Linked DNA regions of Homo sapiens: region 1 is linked to region 2. A link is a contact called in ENCODE Hi-C or POLR2A ChIA-PET data. All regions are on one chromosome and are shown on one strand. The core of a region is the stretch at or near the end of the contact, and the rest is flanking DNA. Distances in the headings are between cores, read along the strand shown.

Evidence for each region. A loop is a pair of places that touch in the nucleus more often than their neighbours do. ChIA-PET counts read pairs that join two places held with the same protein, here RNA polymerase II (POLR2A). Pooled maps may share reads with other maps.
Region 1: a map of endothelial cell of umbilical vein shows a loop between it and region 2 (4-fold over the local background). The contact joins two enhancer-like sites. A Hi-C loop is called at or near these places in 6 of 168 maps with a recorded cell type or tissue (B cell, OCI-LY7, dorsolateral prefrontal cortex and 3 more) and 4 of 50 pooled maps. POLR2A ChIA-PET finds 5 or more read pairs at or near these places in 4 of 52 experiments (CD4-positive, alpha-beta T cell, CD4-positive, alpha-beta memory T cell, T-cell and 1 more).

The regions. Positions count from the first base shown.
Region 1 is chr10:13,860,958-13,867,728 of GRCh38, reverse strand. The region is part of intron 2 of FRMD4A (FERM domain containing 4A); the gene reads left to right. Among named protein-coding and RNA genes, the nearest start is that of FRMD4A-AS2, 130 kb to the left of the region's middle. Within about 2 kb of position 1,413, at least 13 of the 41 ENCODE cell types and tissues checked have a DNase peak (open chromatin) inside an H3K27ac peak, as active enhancers do; they include endothelial cell of umbilical vein and heart left ventricle, where a contact is called at or near this core.
Region 2 is chr10:13,784,447-13,791,729 of GRCh38, reverse strand. The region is part of intron 5 of FRMD4A (FERM domain containing 4A); the gene reads left to right. Among named protein-coding and RNA genes, the nearest start is that of PRPF18, 200 kb to the right of the region's middle. RefSeq lists enhancers at 2,831-3,421, 4,237-4,286. Within about 2 kb of position 2,894, at least 25 of the 41 ENCODE cell types and tissues checked have a DNase peak (open chromatin) inside an H3K27ac peak, as active enhancers do; they include endothelial cell of umbilical vein and heart left ventricle, where a contact is called at or near this core.

The sequences.
Region 1 (6,771 bases), core at 164-2,663, 77 kb before region 2:
ATATATTATATTATATGTTATTTATTATATATTATATTATATATATTTATTATATATTATATTATATATTATATATTTATTATGTATTATATATCATAATTATATCATATACATTATAATAATATATAATATATATTATTTTATATATATTACATATATATCTATATGGGCTGAAAGTGGTGGCTCACATCTGTAATCCCAGAACTTTGGGAGGCTGTGGTGGGAAGATCACTTGAGCCCAGGAGTTCAAGAGCAGCCTGGACAACATGGCGAGTCCCCATATCTACAAAAAATACAAAAATTAACCCTGTGTGGAGATTTGCGTCTGTAATCCCAGCTACTTGGGAGGCTGAGGTGGGAGAATCTCTTGAGCCCCAGGAAGGCAGAGGTTGCAGTGAGCTGTGATCATGCCACTGAACTCCAGCTGGGACCACGGAGTGAGACCCTGTTTCAAAAACATAAAACAAAAAAACAAACAAAAAATATGATTGTGTATATTTGAAGTTTACATCATAACGCTATTGGATACCCATAGATGTGTAGATACATACAGAACCACAGTAGATAAGGAGGATGAACAAGTCTAGAGATGTAATGTACAACATGAGGACTAAAGTTAAAATTGTATTGTGTTAGGGTTTTTTGTTACATAAATAGATTTTAGCTGCTCTAGTCCCACAAAAAAAGTAACCATGTGAGATGATAGACATATTAACTGACTCCACTGTAGTAACCATTACACTATCTGTATGTATCTAATTTTTTTGATTGTTTGTTTTTTGAGACAGAGTTTCACTCTGTTGCCCAGGCTGGAGTGCAATGGCTGGATCTCAGCTCACTGCAACCTCCGCCTCCCAGGTTCAAGTGATTCTCCTGCCTCATCCTCCCCAGTAGTTGGGATTACAGGTGCCAACATACCTAGCTAATTTTTGTATTTTTAGTAGAGAAGAGGTTTCACCATGTTGGCCAAGCTGATCTTGACCTCAAGTGATCTGCCCACCTCGGCCTCCCAAAGCGCTGGGATTACAGGGCAGGGATTAATGTTTTAACAGATTTTAAATTGCCTGAAGTCCTTTCTTTCCATGTGTGTATTTCCCGTAAATTTCTTGAGGTTGCTGTAACTGCGTGACATTCATTCATCTCCTCCTGGCTGTGATGTGCTTTATGATGATTGAGATTTTGTGGTCTTGCAATGTTTGGGTACCTAGATTGGACTTTGAGTCTTCACTTTTCTGTGAAGGAAACTGAAGTGGAGAGAAGGATGTGTCTCTTGAGGTGACCCAGTACCCGGGAGCACCAACAATGACTTGTGCCGGGAAGTTGTAGTCATGGCCTTGGAATTTCCTTCTGAGCCACACAACAGCCTGGGTCAGAGGTCAGATCATGAGGGGCTGCTGTCCCGCATCCGACATCCTCAGGGTGTCCTGTGGTTTAAGGGACTGTGCTCGGGGAAGACGTGCTGTCAGCGGTAAGTCACTGGTAGGGCCTTGGCTTTTGAAATCTAAATTTTCTGTCTGATGACTAAGTTTTAAAGGATAGCATTTCAGGTGGTTTGGGGAGTATTGGTAATTTTCCTAACTGAAGCATATCTTGGAAGGTTGTTTGTTTTGTGCAATTCTAGTGAGTCATTAATATTGCTGATTTTAATGTCTTGTAAATTTATTGTCTCAAAAATGAATATCAGAAACAACGTGGTGGCTTGCTTTTCACGGGGATGTCAACGAGTAGGCAATTGGTAACTAGACTAAAAAAATGTTTTGGCAGGCCTGTGAACATCTCACTAAACAGCTCTCCTCCCTCACCGTACCTTCCCTCAGCCCCGCCCCACAGTGTCTTCCCTGAAATAGTTTCAGTGTAAATTAGCCTCAGGAAACTAAGAGAATACAGGTGTCAATTGACTATTTTTTTACTTTTTGTTTTAAAAAACACATGTTTTTTTCTGGGTTCAGGATCAATTTGCACAACTGCATTACATTTCTATAAAAATGCTCTAGGCCAGGCACGGTGGCTCATGCTTGTAATCCCAGCACTTTGGGAGGCTAAGGTGGGGAGGGTCACTGGAGTCCAAGAATTTACATAGTGAGACGTGTCTCTACAAAAAATAAACACAGTTAGCTGGGCATGGTGGTGTGTGCCTGTAGTCCCAGATACTCAGGAGGCTGAGGTGGGAGGATCGCTTGAGCCTGGGAGGTTGAAGCTGCAGTGAGCTATGATAGCACCAACGCACTCCAGCCTAGGAGACAGAGCAAAACCCTGTCTATAAAAATAAATAAAATAAAATAAAATAAAATAAAATAAAATAAAATAAAATAAAATAAAACAAATAAAATAAATAAAATAAAGTAAGCCTGATAGTATCTACCTCCTGTCCTACAAGGACTATGGGTTCAACACATATTATTTCCAAAACCATACAACTGATAATAATTAACAGCTAACGTTATGATGAGTATATACTTCGTACCAGGTACAGCACTAAGAAATTTCCAAACATTACTTAATTTAATCATTGCAGGATTCCTAAGAGGTAGACGCTATTTTATCCCTCTTGTACAGACAAGGAACAAGGCTTAAAAAGATGAGGTAAGCTGGTCATGTTGGATCACTCCTGTAATTCCAGTGCTTGTCTGGGAGGCCAAGGCAGGAGGATCAATTGAGCCCAGGAGGTTGAGGCTGCAGTGAGCCAAGATCACACCATTGCACACCAGCCTGGACAACAGAGCAAGACCCTTTCTCAAAAAAATAAATAAAAACCCAAATGAAACAAAAACATTCTAAACAGTGGAACTAGGATTCTTTCTTCTCAGCTCCTCCTGCACAGGCATATACCATGGCATAGAAATTATTTTGCAGGCCAGGTGCGGTGGCTCACACCTGTAATTGCATCATTTTGGGAGGCCAAGGCGGGTGGATCACCTGAGGTCAGGAGTTCGAGACCAGCCTGGCCAACATGGTGAAACCCCATCTCTACCAAAAATGCAAAAAATTAGCCTGGCATGGTGGCGGGTGCCTATAATCCCAGCTACTCGGGAGGCTGAGGCAGGAGAATCGCATGAACTCAGGAGGCAGAAGTTGCAGTGAGCCATGATCGTGCCACTTCACTCCAGCCTGAGTGACAGAGGGAGACACTGGCTCAAAAAAAAAAAAAAAAGAAAGAAAGAAGGAAGAAGAAATTATTTTGCAAAGGGCAAGAAAGAAAAGGGAGACAGAGGACATCAACAAGTGGCTAAACCAAAAAGACACAGAGGAAAGAAAGGTGGTATGTTGAGAAAAGGGTGATAGGAAGCAATACATGCAAATAGGGTTGACTTTTTTTTGAATTCAAAGAGCAACTATTCTCAGTAAGACATATTTGGTTTTCTTTTCTTTTTTTCTTTTTTTTTTTTTTTTGACTCAAGATGTTTGCACTGTCTTTAAGAAATGGCTTTGCTATGGCGGGGTGTGGTGGCTCATGCCTATAATCCTAGCACTTTGGGAGGCCAAGGCGGGAAGATCACGTGAGGCCAGGAGTTCGAGACCAGCCTGGCCAACGTGGTGAAACCCCGTCTCTACTAAAAATACAAAAATTACAGGAGCGTGTTGGCAGGCACCTGTAATCCCAGCTACTCGGGAGGCTGAGGCAGGAGAATCGCTTGAACCCGGGAGGTGGAGGTTGCAGTGAGCCGAGATCATGCCACTGCACTCCAGCCTGGGCAACAAAATGAGACTCCATCTCACAAAGAGAGAGAGAGAGAAAGAAAGAGAGAGAGAGAAAAGACTTTGCCAAACGTTAAATTCTATTACTTTCCGTGTCCCTGTGTGGTGTGGGCAGCAGAATGTTCTGAAGTTGCTGTCTTATGACTGTTTCCAATCTAAGCCTAAACCAGAAAAATTAAATTCCAACTCTGATCTGGGTACTCTGCACCTCTCCAAATAGGGTCACTCATCTTTCTAGATAAAGTTTCTTTTTTACACTTTTTTTAACTGAAAAAAAAAGTAACATATTAAGTCATATTTGGGTGAGGTGGAGTGGTGTAAACCACCCAGAAGCCTAAAGCGTTGCACATCTACTCCTATATATATATTTTTTTGCCTCTTAATCCCTGTCCACGTGCATGACAATTAGGATACGTATCATTTGTTTTTTATTTTTATTTTTTGAGACAGGGTCACACTCTGTCACCCAGGGTAGAATACAGTGGCGCAATCTTGGCTCACTGCAACCACCACCTCCTGGGTTCAAGCAATTCTAGTGCCTCAGCCTCCCAAGTAGCTGGGACTACAGGCGTGCACCACCATGCCCGGCTAATTTTTTTTTTTTTGTATTTTTAGTAGAGACAGGGTTTTGCCATGTTGCCCAGGTTGGTCCCTAACTCCTGAGCTGAGGCAATCCACCTGCCTCGGCCTCCCAAAGGGCTAGGATTACAGGCGTGAGCCACCACGCCAGGCCAGGATACATATCAGTGATAGTCTGCTGTGGTCACTGAAGCTAGTATCATAAATGTGTTTACATGTTTCTGCACAGTCTTCATGTCAGAGTGTACCTTAGCAGCAAAGTTGGATAAATTGGGGCAGACACTTCACTTTCAAAAGAACACTTTTTCGTATTTCCTTTAGAATCACAGGGCACTTGGCAGGCCTCTGCTTGGGCTAGAATTGTATGGTAGCAAGGCAGTTGATTATTGGAATGGTTGCCAGTTGACATCTATGAGAAGCCTTGTTCTCTAAAGGATTTCCTTTGAGGGTGATGCCAGGGCTCCCGTAGTGTCTGAACAGCTGGAAATGAAAAAAAAAAGAAACAAAAAAAAAAACAAAACAGAACAAAACAAGGGAAAGCAGTATTATTTCACAATTGTTAGTATTGAAAAGAAAACTTCAGAGTGCCTGGCAAGCCAGACAAAGCTACAGATGTCAATTCTTTCTATGTACACACCCAGAATGGTGAAGTTTTCTGAACTGATGATAAGAACAGGATACTCTAATCTTACTTGAATATGGAACAACAGGCAGGTGCTCCCTTTTGAAAAATAAACCACAGCAGTGCTGTCAAAAGAAAGCTGTACCTTCAAAAACATGATGATTCAAAGGTGAGTCTGTTTAGACACTTCTCTGTGCTGTTTGCAGAGACATTTTGCTTTCTACAGGGAGGCATTAAAATACGGAGCATGTTTGTAAATTTCCTAGGAATTACTGTTGAGAAGAGGAAAGAAATTGGAAGACCTAGGGTGGATACTAACATCATGATAAATAGTTACTTCCTTAAATTGCTGAGCAGATAAGGTGAGATTGTTTTATGTAATGAGGATTATTTTTTTCAGATGAAAATGAGAACCTCAGGGAAGACCTTTAAGTGTGAGTGTGAACTTTGTGAGCTTGGAAATATTTCGAGAAAATGATACATTTCATCTTCTTTATTACTGCGATTAAAACTTTATTTGATCCAATAATGTCTTTCAGATACCAATTTGTTTTCATAAAATTTATTAGACTGTGATTGAGTAACTCAAGAGCATGTTTATACCCTTAACCTTTTATGATAAAACGAAGCTCAGAACTGTTTTATAGATGCAGAAAACAAACAGCATTTCTTTCTTAAAACTCTCCCCTATTCTCTGTCGAGACTTTTCTCAAATCTATGATTAAACTTTTGAAAGAATTTAACATAACTTTCTGAATGTGATACCATTTTCCTTCTTAAAACTTTTACTCTATTGACCTTAGGTTCTTTCCAATGAGAACTGAATCAGCGTAGCTCGAAATTTTTATCTAAAGTACCTGTGCAATTGCTATTATCTGCCCTACTGAAACTTGAAATTAACATTTCTAGTGTACTTTTTTGATGAAGGAATCATTTATACATTTTGGTAAAGCAGCAGCTATTTTAGTCTAATTTAAAATTGTAATGGCTTTCATTGAACTTAGGGAATGATTGAAAGGAAGCTGATGGATTTTTAAAAATTAAGTCAATCAGTGAAGATGCTTACTCTGTGCAAGGTTGATGGATTCTAATAGGACTTGAGCCCATTTTCCCACTAAGACAATTAACACCTGAAGTTAGGGGTTCAACGGGTGAATAAGGACTTTGCATAGACTCATCAAATGTCCACAGCTGCCTGCTTTGACTTGTATGTGCGGAATGGCAAGGCTTTGGATTGAAGTTTTTCCTCTGTGTTTAATCTGTTCGTTGGAGTGTTTAGGAGTATGTGAAACTTTTCTTGATTTTTCTCAGAGCTGGGGGCTGCTAAGTCATTGTTATAACTCAGAATCAAGAGACATTGAGATTAGCCCCCATGTAAGCAGGACATGCTATGTTGTTTTAGATCCCAAAACAAGGAAAACCCGACTTGATGGAAATATGGGATGACTTCTTTTGAGGAAGGAATAAGATAATTTTCTCATAGGATTTCATGACAGCTTTGGATATGTTGGTGATAAGTGAATAATCCCTGTTGAACCAGAAGAGAAGAGACTATCTTTTCTTGTTATTTGTTTAATCTTGCCGTACCTGCAAATACATTGGGGGTTAGGGCTTCACCATATGAGTTTTAGGGGAACACAATCCAGTCCATAACTCCTGGTCTCCAGGAGCTCAGGGTCGAGGAGAGGGTCACGAAGGACGCAGGGTGGCTGGCCACTGGGTGGGACTGAGCCGTGAGTGCAGTAGGCACCTTCGGCCCGCGACTGTGCTGCCACCTGCTTCCATTTGCAGAGACGCTCATTCTCATCAGGATAGCAGTTCCAAACCTAACAGGCCTTGAGAAATGTCAGCGTTATTCTTAGCCTGGAGAGTTG
Region 2 (7,283 bases), core at 1,645-4,144:
ATCATCCATGCCTTCATTTATGGGCTCACAGATGTCCCTTGGCATAAGCACTGCTCTAGGAGCCAAGGACAGAGCAGCGAACAAAACTGATAAACCCTGTTCTCAGGCAATTTCGCGTCCATTTCCTCCAGCTTCTGAGATCCTATCAGCCCTGCCTGTCCTATTTTTTGGCCAATTCAGTGCAAATCCATTGTGCACCCTTCCAACTACTTCCTGACCCTGGACCACACCTCCCTTTGCTGCTCACACTTTCTCTCTCTCTCCCTTTCTCTCACACACACACCCACCCGCAGGGTTGGACTGGTCCTGCCACACACACACACACACCTTTTATTTCTACCCCCGAGCTTCTGAGTGTGTTCAGGAAAATGTTCATGCAACTTCAGGTTGGTTCATGGTTATTGTGATGAACCCCACACAGATCATCATATCTCTAGCCAGTTCTGCCAGGGGTGCCTGCTCAGGGTCTCTGTTCCCCACTGTGGTTTTACCTCTTGCTTCAGGTCCCAGATACTCAAGGCTTTTGCTCTAAGAAGATGTTGCTGCTTATGTTTCTGCAGAGAAAATAAAAGCCAGCACCAGGGAGCTCCTAGTCCTACTTCTTTATCCACAAACTTAATTGTATCTTTAATTGTGTTTTTGTGGCTTCTCAGTCCACTCACTGCACACACGCAAATGCATGAGCGTCTCAGAGGAAGACCCTTAGCCCATCATCCAGCACGCACTGATCCACGTGTACCTCAATCCCAGTCCCTTCTGTCACCTCACAGAGCTTCTCCCTCGAGCCTTTCCTCTCTTTTTCTCTATCTTCTCCTCCATGGATTCCTCCCCTTTGTGACCACGTCCCAATCTAACTGAAGAAAACGTCCTCTGTGATGCACAGCCTCCTCCAGCCAGTGCCCTCTGCTACCCCTTCTGCTCTGCTCACAGCAACCGCCGAGAGATGGGTCTGCACTTGCTGTCACCCCCTCCCCACAGGCCTCTCGTTCCTCATTCTGTGGTCGTCCAGCTTCTGGTGCCATCGTACCCCCTGGTCACTGGAGGTCTCTCGCCCCTAGCTCCACAGGCGTGCTTCTGCCCTGCTCCCATGTGGCTTCTGTGGCTCTGGGCTCATTCGAACATGCTCCCTTTCAGTTCCCCCGGCTCTGTGGCACTACACTCTCCTGGGCCACCTCCTCTTTGTCCCCTCTGTCCCTGGCTCGGGGCAGGTTCCCTGCTCTGCTCTGCTGTCCCTTGAGCCCTGGTGTCCACGAGGTCGTGTCTTGCTTGTCTTCTCTCCCTGCACCTTCCCCTGGTGTGATTTCACCCCCATCCACAGCTGCCACTGCAGTCTCTTTGCTGGAGACTCTCCGTCCTCTGCCCCAGTCCTGACCTCTCTCCCGAGCTCCAGGCCATCTCCACTGACTGGCATTTCCTCACAGATGCAGCTGGAATCTAATGATGTCGTCGTCTTTCTGCATCCAAATGTGCTCCCCTTTCGTTGTCACCTCCTTGTCTTTGTGATGGGCACCATCACCCCTGCAGCCCCCAAAACCAGAGACTTGGGAGTCAACCTTGACCTCACCGCTCCCTCCCGCTTGCCTCCTCCTGTTCCCTCAGTCACTACTCGCTGTTATTCCTGCATCTTAAACAGCTCCCTATCCATCTCTTACTCTCCATACACAGCCTAATAGTAATTAGGGCTTCCATAAACCTCTCCTGGACTCAAGATCTCCTTGTTCATCTCTGCGTCTGGCCTTGACCCCTTCCAAACTCCCCTATATGAAGACACTGAGCATCTTTCTAGAATTCTCATCTGATCCTTGCTCATAATTTTTTTCCAGCTTCCCATTATCCTCAGAAAAGGACATCTTTAGCGTGACTTGCATGATGTGACTTCTGCTTAACTGTCCAGCCTCACCTCTTCCCACTCCCCTCACCACACAACACACACACACACACACACACACACACACACACATTATAAGCAGCCAGCAGCGGTCAATATATGACCAAGAGCACCTTGAACTGCAAACCATTGTTTAGTGCTATAAGGCTTGGGAACAATGTCTCTCTGATATTGTTCACCAGGCAAGCTTTAGAAATAGGTCAAGAAAAAAATATAAGGAAAATATACACAACCCAAGGAAGTCTGCGTCATGTGTGTGTGTGTGTGTGTGTGTGTGTGTGTGGTCTTTTCATAGGCACAACTTTGTGCTCAGAATGAAGCCTACATGTCTGGATTATTCTTTAATTACATTTTCTTCTACCAAGTGTCCTGTAGTTCTGATCATCTCAACTCCTTGTAAGAAAATAAACAGAGATTAGATTTGCCTCTTCAGAATTTGAGTTTCACAGACAATAAACTGAAGCAAGCAGCAAAAAAATAAGAGAGGAGAAGTCCGATCGGGGAGGAAGGATTTTACAGCCAAGTCCACAGGCCGGATTCTTGGTATCTTCCCTGGCTGATGGAGACAGCAGCTGCTACTTCCTGTCACTCGCAATAACAATGATGGCATGGATCTAAAATGAGGTTCCTGCTAACCAGAACTTGCTATATTTCAGCTAGGTGTCCCAGTTAAGATTTTAGAGGCATTGAGATTCTAAGCATCAGAGGCTTGGCTGCAGAAACTCACAGCTTATTGCTTTCATTATCATGGCTCTTATTTGCCACCAAGAGTAGGCATTTTAAATGTGACATTTGTGTTCATTACAAAATGAAATCACTGGTCCATTTAATTAACACTTGCTGTAAATATTCAGTGATTCCCAAGTGCCCAGGGCTGGATGGGGAAGGGAAAGGGAGAGCAGGGAGAATGGAGGAGGAGACCTGGCTGATGTCATCTGGCTGGGCCCTTGCCATCTGACTAGGCAGTGTTCAGTCTATTGCAACCAGAGGCTTTCACTTGTCAAAGAAGGGGACGGGACTCCCCGAGGCTTTAGAGGCTGTTTAATATTTAATAAGCTCAAACACATAAACACAGAGCACCTATTTCGTTCTCCTTCAGACTCTCTGATAAAATATTCTCGGGTCGGGATCATCTGAGCTAGTTTGGGTGGGCTGTTGCTTGTGGAGTCAGGAAACCTCTTAGCAAGGTCTGCGCTCCATCTAGAGTGTTCCTTTAGACTCAAATAGATGCCCTAAGATTCAGTCCTGCTAAGTGTGCCCCCAAAACCCGTTTAAAATGTAGGTCTGATTATGATTCAGCTGTGGTGAGGCCAGCAGATGAGGAGAGGACAGACATTGAAAAGATTGTCACTCAGTTCCTGGGAGAAGGGGCCACACCATGCCACGCAGGGCCATGTGGGAGGCATTGGGGAGCCGGGAAACAATTGGGCAAGAGCATTTTTTGTGGTTTCTTTGGGGAGGAACGGGCAAGGCTGGGAGAGCAGGCTTGGGATTGGCTAGTTTAAATAATTTCAGCGGGCTCTGCAGCATGGGGGCTGCCCCCTAGTTGTCTGGTACGTGTCCCTAGGGTGGTGAGGGCAGGGAAATAGTGGCCCTGGGTGTGAGAGCCGAGAGGTGGTGGGAGGGGTGGACCCTGGATCCATGGTGACATGTGGAAGTCTTGGGGTCTGGAAATTGGCTAACCCTGGCACCAGCAGTCCCTCCAGGCCCAGCAAGGTCACAGACATCCAAGCATCATAAAGCCATGGTCAATACACAGCCAGACTCGGAACTGTCCATGCAGACCCTCTGAATCCGAGACATAGCCTTCATTTATTTCCCTGGTTACCCAGAGACCTGGAATGTTCTTTGTGAACCCTGGAAGCACTCCCTGCTCCATGCTGGTAGTTAAGGAAATGCAACATTGCCACCTACTGCTGAGGCTCTCCTGAAAATCAGAAAAAGAAGCCACTTTTTTTTTTTTTCTTTTTTTTTGAGACAGATCTGCCTGCCTCGGCCTCCCAAAGTGCTGGGATTACAGGCATGCCCGGCCAAAAACTATGCCCGGCCAAAAACTATGCCCAGCCAAAAACTGGATTAAAAAAAAAAAAGAAGAAGAGGCTGGCCTGTAACCTGAGTACTTTGGGAGGTCAGGGTAGGATAATTACTTGAGCTCAGGAGTTCAAGACCAGCCTGGGCAACATAGTGAGACCCCATCTCGACAGAAAATAAAAAATTAGTCAGCATGGTGGCTTATATCTGTAGTCCCAGCTATCTGGGAGGCTTAGACAGACAGGTCACTTGATCCCAGGAGGTCGAGGCTGCAGTGAACTGTGGTTGCACACTGCACTCCAGCCTGAGTGACAGAGCAAGACCCCATCTCAAAAAGAAAAAAAAGAAAAAAAAATTTTGACTTTGAATCCAAACCCTCAGCCCTCCCCATCTTCCCAGGAGGCTCTTGTCCCTGGTGCCACCGGTGTGCACCATGCCTCTCTGGGCGTGCGGGTGGAGAGGTCTGAGCTCTGTTTCTCTGCAGGCGTTTTTGACTCAGCCGTTCCCTGGCAGGGAGGGAAAGCTCAGGATGAGCTCCATACCCTCCCCTAACAGAACAATGATATGACAGGCCCGGAGCTCACGGGGTTTTCCAGGCTGTCGTCTTGGTGATAAAAGTTAACAGGAAACTGCTTTCCACTTCCGTCGAGAGGAGGTGATTTTTTTTCTCTTCATCTCAGAATATGCGTGTTATTTCCTGTACCTTCTCTGCCCCTTTTATGGCTAGACAACAGAGAGCTTGGTGGAAATGAAGGCAGTCACAGAGATGTAGAATTTGCCACCTCAATTCAGTTTTCCATCATATGAGAGTGGAAACGAAAAGGGAAGCGTTATATTTTCTTAATATACTATTCAGGAGAAAATTGGGGTGGAAGAGGCAGGATGTCTTTACTCTTTACTTTTTAAGAACTAAAGCAAATGAGATTCTTTTAAGAAACATATGGCATTACTTTGAAAATTAAGTTATTTCAGACCTTATATGAATTTAGACTCAAAATCATCATTAGAGCACAAAGGCCACCGTCAACTTCAGGAGGCTTCTGTTAATATTCTGGTGTTAGGATTGCTTTCTCTCTTCCTTGCCTCCCCTTTCTCTCCCTTTCCTCGCTTTTCCTTCTTTTCCTTCCTTTAGTTTCTTTTATTATTCTGCCTACCCTTTGCCAGAGGCCCTTTGCAAAGGATGTAGATTTATTTATTTATTTTTGAGACGGAGTTTCGCTTTTGTTGCCCAGGCTGGAGTGCAATGGCATGATCTCAGCTGACTGCAACCTCCGCCTCCCAGGTTCAAGCGATTCTCCTGCCTCAGCCTCCCAAGTAGCTGGGATTACGGGTGTCCGCCACCACGCCTGGCTAATTTTTTGTATTTTTAGTAGAGACAGGCTTTCACCATGTTGGCCAGGCTGGTCTCGAACTCCTGACCTCAGTTGATCCACACATCTTGGCCTCCCAAAGTGCTGGGATTACAGGCATGAGCTACGATATAGATTTATTTTTTGAAAATCAAATCATTAAAAAGTCAGGAAACAACAGGTGCCGGAGAGGATGTGGAGAAATAGGAACACTTTTACACTGTTGGTGGGACTGTAAACTAGTTCAACCATTGTGGAAGACAGTGTGGCGATTCCTCAAGGATCTAGAATTAGAAATACCATTTGACCCAGCCATCCCATTACTGGGTATATACCTGAAGGATTATAAATCATGCTGCTATAAAGACACATGCACACGTATGTTTATTGTGGCACTATTCACAACAGCAAAGACTTGGAACCAACCCAAATGTCCATCAGTGGTAGACTGGATTAAGAAAATGTGGCACATATACACCATGGAATACTATGCGGCCACAAAAAAGGATGAGTTCATGTGCTTTGTAGGGACATGGATGAAGCTGGAAACCATCATTCTGAGCAAACTGTCACAAGGACAGAAAACCAAACACCACATGTTCTTACTCATAGGTGGCAATTGAACACTGAGAACACTTGGACACAGGGTGGGGAACATCACATACTGGGGCCTGTCGTGGGGTGGGGGGTAGGGGGAGGGATAGCATTAGGAGACATACCTAATGTAAATGACGAGTTAACAGGTGCAGCACACCAACATGGCATATGTATACATACGTAACAAACCTGCACGTTGTGCATGTGTACCCTAGAACTTAAAGTGTAATAAAAAATAATAACAAAATAAAAAGAAATTATAAAAATAAAAAAATTTAAAAAAGAAAATCAAATCATATCAAATTTATTTTGCTTTGAGATGTAAAATTTGCTACTGCAATTTTGCTCTCCATTCTTAAAGAACTAAAAGTTGTTTAACTTTACTGTGCCTCTGAGACCATGGTGGGCCCTATATGAAGACCTTGGTGATATAAGACACCTGCTCCAGAAGCAGGGGGCAGGTGCTTGGCAGGGGCAGGGGTTATGGGCAGAGATCAGCCAGTCCATTAATTTTCAGGCTTTACAAGTATGAGGACCACTGCGTAATTCCTCCAAATTTTGTAGAACCTGAGATGATAAGAATTGTACTAATGATATCTGTGGATTGAGAAAATTTAATGTCTGAAGTTACTCCAAATTCACTCACCAATTTCAAAAAAACTTGAATTGTATTCATCACAGCAGCCTCTGCACACATTTGAAAAATGATAGAAAGCTTTATTTATTTATTTAGTGTGTAGACAAGAGGTTGCAAGCTGGTGGGCCATGGGCTTGATGTAGCCTACAGACGTGGGTTTTTATCTTCATGTTTATGCAACAGTAGCATTATTATCCTTCAGGTATGGTAAAAGATACTTTTTTTTTTTTTTTTTTTGAGATAGAGTCTCCCTCTGTTGTTCAGGCTGGAGTGCAGTGGCACCATCTCGGCTCGCTGCAACCTCCCCCTCCTGGGTTCAAGCGATTCTTCTGCCTCAGCCTCCCAAGTAGCTGGGACTACAGGCACCCACACCCACCCCTGGCTAATTTTTGTATTTTTAGTAGAGACAGGGGTTTCACCATGGTGGCCAGGCTGGTTTCGAACTCCTGACCTCAGGTGATTCCCCCCACCTCAGCCTCCCAAAGTGCTGGGATGACAGGTGTGAGCCACCGCGCCTGGCCAATTATGGATAAATCCTTTTATCTTTTACCATACCTGAAGGATAACGCTACCATTGAGCTTTCCTTTCTAAAAAGACACATGAGGTCCTGTATCTCCAGTGTAGGAACTCTCCTCCTCTTCCATTTCCCAGTGGAATCTAAAAGTATCATTTGAAGCTGGACATTCCAAGTTGTTGCCCCTCAGGTGATTGTATTGATTAGAAGAATTCATTTTTAAATTAATTACTATAAATGAATAGAACTTCTTGAAGCTAAGGGCA